2 separate regions of the Homo sapiens genome follow, and region 1 is linked to region 2. The links are chromatin contacts, found by Hi-C or POLR2A ChIA-PET in ENCODE. All regions are on one chromosome and are shown on one strand. The core of a region is the stretch at or near the end of the contact, and the rest is flanking DNA. Distances in the headings are between cores, read along the strand shown. Region 1 holds the start of ERAP2 (endoplasmic reticulum aminopeptidase 2). Region 2 overlaps CAST (calpastatin).

Region 1 (2,700 bases), core at 149-2,648, 180 kb after region 2:
ATCGTACAAGTAACTGCAAGAAGCTGAGCTTGAGAAGCTGGGAAGACATGATTGAAGGCCATTGTGAGGAAGGATGAGGACCTGGACTACTTTAATAAGCGGTGGGATTTTTTCTTAGTTGGATAGAAAGAGATTGAAAATGATTCAAAAAGGCCAGTTGCGGTGTCTCATGCCTGTAATCCCAATCCTTTGGGAGGCTGAGGCAGAAGGATCACTTGAGCCTAGGAGTTTGAGACCAGCCTGAGCAACATGGGAAGACCTCATCTATAAAAAAAAAATAATAAATTAGCTGGGTGTAGTGGTGGATGCCTGTAGCCCCAGCTACTTGGGAGGCTGAGGTGGGAGGATCATTTGAGCTCAGGAAGTCAAGGCTGCAGTGAGCTGGGATGGCACCACTGCACTCCAACCTGGGTGACAGAGTGAGACCCTATCTCAAAAAAAAAAAAAAGAAAAGAAAAGGAAAAATCAACAGGCTTTGGTAACAAATTGGAGAGGGACAGAATCAAAGTAACTAACTATATGGTTCAATCCTAGATAATGGAAGAAGGCTGGAAGCATATAAAGCAAAGGGTGTTTATCTGGGGAAAGAAAACACTATTTGAGTTGTCAGGGTTCTGGTTCAGGTTAGGGTTAGACATCCATGTACTGTTGGTCCATCAGGCTGTTGGAATTACAGCAGCAGAACCCTTGAAGGAGGGATCACAATGGGAGCAATGTGGGATGAATGGGGATAAATGCTAAATCTGGGTACTGGAAAGGATAAAGAGAGGGCAGAGCAAAGGCCAGAGGTTTCATCTTTGTGGAAGGTCTGTATTCAGAGCAGAGAGGAAGTTGAAGCCCAACTCAAACAGGCAGATAAAGAGAGATCAAAGAGATGAGCATGAGATACAGTCCCCTCGTGCCCAAGGAGACAGGGTGGTTACAGACATGGAAAATCTGAGAATAATCACCTCTGATAAAGATCACAGAAGCTGCCCGGGAGGTGTTTGGTAAGCTTGGAGTTACGTTTGTGGGGTGGATGGGCAGAAGTCAGATTTCATAGCACTGAGGATGCAGCACAAGGAGAAGTTCAAGATCAATTCCTAAGACAACAACTTGGCACTAAAAAACATAAACTATGTTCTGAAGGCTTTACCCTGGGGACAAGGGAAGGGAGGTGATAACAGCAGAAGTGGCAGCCACTGGCGATCCTTTCTTTCCATGGTTTGGCTTCTACTCCAAAGCCACTTATTTGTGCATTCTACAAAAAGTTTCTTGTCCTTTTTGAAATAAAGCTCTTATCCTAAGCTCCATTCACACCTGCGTGATAATGAACCAGCTAGTACTTACTGTACTCAGGAAGCATGCAAAGTTCTGAATCTTAGAACAGAAAGTGAAAGCAAAAGTAAATTCCCCTTCAGTCAAATCTGCAGCAGCATGATTTAAGGTAACGTATCAACATTTCTCTTGGGTTTGTCTTAAAATTAGATTTTTTCAATAAGAATAATGAACTGAAGGTATAGAACTGCTGTGTTGAGAAGGTTTTGTAATCTAAGGCAAGGTTCTGGGGGACTGGGGTGAATTGGGCGCGGCTGTATTAGAAAGTGTATGCAGTTGAGGCTGGGACTTGATCTAAGACGCTGCTGCACTGACTCTCTTTCAGAGATCTTTTTGTCTTTTCTAAGCGTTTGTGACAATTCTTGCCTCTTCAATCCCAGGATGTTTTGTTCACTGCATTGCTATTTAAGGTACAGTGCAGTATAATAGAAAGCCCACCAGACCAAAGGGCAAAGAGCTATGTTTTAGTCCTGATTCTGTTTCAGACTTCCTGTGTGGATTTTGAGAAGTCACCATCCTGTTCCTTCATCTGTTTATTTAATTTAATTTATGTATTTATTTATTTATTTATTTTGAGAGAGAGCCTCGCTCTGTCGCCCAGGCTGGAGTGCAGCAGCACGATCTCGGCTCACTGCAACTTCCACCTCCCTGGTTCAAGCGATTCTCGTGCCTCAGCCTCCCGAGTAGCTAGGACTACGGGCATGTGCCACCATGCCCGGCTAATTTTTGTATTTTTAGTAGAGGTAGGGTTTCACCATGTTGGTGAGGCTGGTCTCGAATTCCTGACCTCAGGTGATCTGCCCACCTTGGCCTCCCAAAATGCTGGCATTACAGACCTGAGTCACTGTGCCCGGTCCTGTTTCTTTATCTGAACACTAAGGACTTGTACTAGCTGGCCTTTACAACCCTTACTAGTTCTAAAGTTAAAGACTGTGTGAGTAAAGCTTTTCTCTCTACTCTTATCAATCAAGTACATCTCTAGGAGTGTCTGCTACAAGTGGGGGCGAGCTACTCCTTCATTTTGGCCATTGAATGCAAGTTATAACCTCAATAATAATTTCATATCCAACACTAATTACTTACTTCCTATATGCTCCATGCTGTGCTGTGCCAACTTCTTCACATGAATTATTTCATTTAATCATCCCAGCATGAGGAAGGTATAATTATTACACTGTTTTATGGTTGAGATAAATGAAGCTCAAAAAGTAAAAAACTTTGCCCATGATCACGTAGGTGAGGTTGGTGGAATTAGCGTTGGAATCTGGGCACTCTGATTCCAAAGCCTCAGACCCACATAATAAGCCACTCCATTTTTTTTAAACCCTCCAAAATTCAAGCTAATAGACCAATTATGAGTGTACTTATCAGACGTTCTTGGAA
Region 2 (2,700 bases), core at 3-2,502:
AGCAAACATGAAATTCTTTTTTTGGCTTTAAAAACACCATCCTCTCCCATTTCCATTCTTATGTCTGCTGTTTCTCTTTCTCACCATGCTTTTCTGACTCACTTTCCTTTGCCAGTTTCCTAAATGTGAGTTCTCCAGGGTTTGATTCTTCACCCCTTCCGTTCTCATATTTTTTACTTTTATAAGGTGTTGAACAAACGTAATTGCTTATTTCTTCTTTTGATGCCAGATTGGAATGGTTGTAACTCATAGCATTATCCCTTAAGGAATTACATACCCATGCATCATTTAGAAAAGCTGGGGGTAATAGCATAACTTGAAGCCTTTTATTACACAGTTATCATGGCACACACAGGCAAAATAATATTCTCCCAACACATTCTGAAAAGGCGTGACAGAGTGGTAGATAGAATTGGAAGTGAGAACTAGTGCTAGTTTTCTTGATTCTGGAAATAGTTAATTTGAAATTCAAAATAAGTGATAATTTTACAATTATTAAGAAAACTTTAAAGTTTTAAAAATTAAGTACTTAATTTGAAGCATATGTGTAAGCTATGTATTAGAGAATGGTTTCTATATATTGTAGAATTGTTTTATGAGAATGCTTACAAAATGAGGAATTGGGCCCTCAAATAATATCCCTTCTGCTATGCAGTTTTAGGTTTCAAAGATCTAATGCTCTTAAGTGATGTAAATTTTTCTAATTCAAAATAATTAGTGTAAAATATTTAGTTCTTAAAATTTAATTTTTGGTAAATCAGTAGTGAAGATGAGGCTGCGGAAATTATACGGACTCTTACTAAAGCCTATATGAAAATAGTTGTGATCCATAACCAGTCATGCAATTTTATTTCTGGAAGACTTGTCAGACAACTTCTATTTCACCAACCTGACTGTTCAGGTGAGGAAACCGAGGTTCAAATTGCATTAGGAATGTCTCTGTAGAAGACCATGCTATTAAGAAGATGTACTGGTTAAAGTTGTTAGTTCCAATTAGAACCCACTCTGACTAAGCCAAAAAGGAATTTCTTAAGGAACGGGGTAGCTGGTAGAGAAATCCAGGAGAGTACAGCAGAAGAAATCTAAAGCCTTACAGCAGTACTAATGCACAGTAACACTATGAGGCTTTCTCCTGCTGCCACCACAGCTCAGCTCCTGTCACATGTAGGACTGGGTGCCAGAACTCTGCCACTGACAATGCAGAAGACTCAAAATCCCTATTATAACATGGATTTCCTGGTGGGCAGCAGCCTGCACACGTTGCTCACTTCCCAGCTCATTCTTGTTTGGCACATCTGATTGGCCAGTGTAAATCACATGCCTTCACCCTGCTCCAAGGGAATCTGGGGGTGTGAGTCTTCTGGATCCTACTTTGGGAAGGCATGGACTGATAAGGCAGGAAATTATCAATATGTGGTGAGGTTTTTCAAATATGTGGCCTCCTGCTGAATGACAGATATCCATGACAAAGGAAAACAGGAGAATTACCTAATTGAATAGGAAAACTACAGATGACAAGTTATTCAGCAACATTAGGCCTTTCAAACAGAAGAAAGCGCAAACAACTTTCCTCCCAGCCTAGACAGGAGGAGATCTATGAAGGAATAAGCACCTATCAGAGAAATACTTTCGTGATTTGGGTCCTGAGTCTGCCATAAATAGCTGTGCTGACTTTGGCAACACAGCTCTCTTCCCAGGTTCTTACTTTTCTCATCTGTAATAGGAGTGAGGGTTTGGGTTAACTCTTCAGGTACTGTGGAGGGTATGCTGACATTCAGTGCCAGCATCAGCCCACAGTACCCTCCTACCACGTGTGGTTTGTGAGATGACTGTGTGTTAGACAAGAAAGCGTTTTTATTTTAATAATTATGCTTATATTTTAATGTGCTATAAAAAGTAAACTAGCACATCAACTCCTAATCCCATGGCTATTTTCATTTATAGTGAGGCTGAATTTAAGGTTAAAGTAAATCTACTTCTTTTAAATTAAGTAAACATAATATATCTATGGCAGGTTAAAAAATATTATATAAGTAATGTACAAATAATAACCAGGGCTTGAGAAATAAGATCCAGAGCAGTAATTCTCACCTTTTAATGTACATAATGAGTCAGTGTGGGTTTTATTAAAATGAAGATTCTGGTTTAGGAAGTCCAGGATGAGGCTGAGATTCTGCTTTTCTAACAAGCTTCCAGTGGATGTGCTGCTGCTGCTTTGGCAACCACATTTTGAGTAGCCAGGAGACTGAATAGTGCAGAATGTGGGTAGTTTAGGCTACCCATAACCTAAACATCAACTAGAGAATCTGATTAAAATGCAGATTCTCAGGTTTGAAGCCAAGAAATTCTGATTCGCCGGGGTGGGGGAAGAGCCCAGGATTTCATATATTTAATAGGCATTCCCAGGAGTTTCAGATGCAGATGATTTGAGAACCACACTGGCAGGAAGGACACCCTCAGGGATTGTGATGGCCACAGCACAGCAGTGGAACTACATTGTTTGCCTTCACTCTAAGGAAAGGAGCCTTTTTCCACCTGACTTACAGCAGAAGAATCTTGCGAAAAAAATTTTTTTTTTTTTTTGAGACAGGGTCTCACTATTGCCCAGGCAGGAGTGCAGTGGTGTGATCTCAGCTCACTGCAACCTCCACCTTCCAGGTTCAAGCGATAATCCTGCCTGAAGCCTCCCGAGTAGCTGGG

The links. A loop is a pair of places that touch in the nucleus more often than their neighbours do. ChIA-PET counts read pairs that join two places held with the same protein, here RNA polymerase II (POLR2A). Pooled maps may share reads with other maps.
Region 1: a loop to region 2 is called in a pooled map, with 2.5 times the contacts of the local background. The contact joins the promoter of ERAP2 here to the enhancer-like site in region 2. A Hi-C loop is called at or near these places in 8 of 50 pooled maps. POLR2A ChIA-PET finds 5 or more read pairs at or near these places in 2 of 52 experiments (CD4-positive, alpha-beta memory T cell and CD8-positive, alpha-beta memory T cell).

Annotation. Positions count from the first base shown.
Region 1 is chr5:96,875,102-96,877,801 of GRCh38, forward strand. ERAP2 (endoplasmic reticulum aminopeptidase 2) reads left to right here and starts at 1,399. Exons shown (of 19, transcript NM_022350.5): 1 at 1,399-1,426. It also overlaps a transcript of ERAP1 not described here. RefSeq lists enhancers at 1,038-1,167, 1,188-1,337, 1,508-1,717, 2,088-2,297.
Region 2 is chr5:96,698,364-96,701,063 of GRCh38, forward strand. All of the region lies in intron 3 of CAST (calpastatin), which reads left to right. Among named protein-coding and RNA genes, the nearest start is that of CAST, 37 kb to the left of the region's middle. Within about 2 kb of position 1,253, at least 2 of the 41 ENCODE cell types and tissues checked have a DNase peak (open chromatin) inside an H3K27ac peak, as active enhancers do.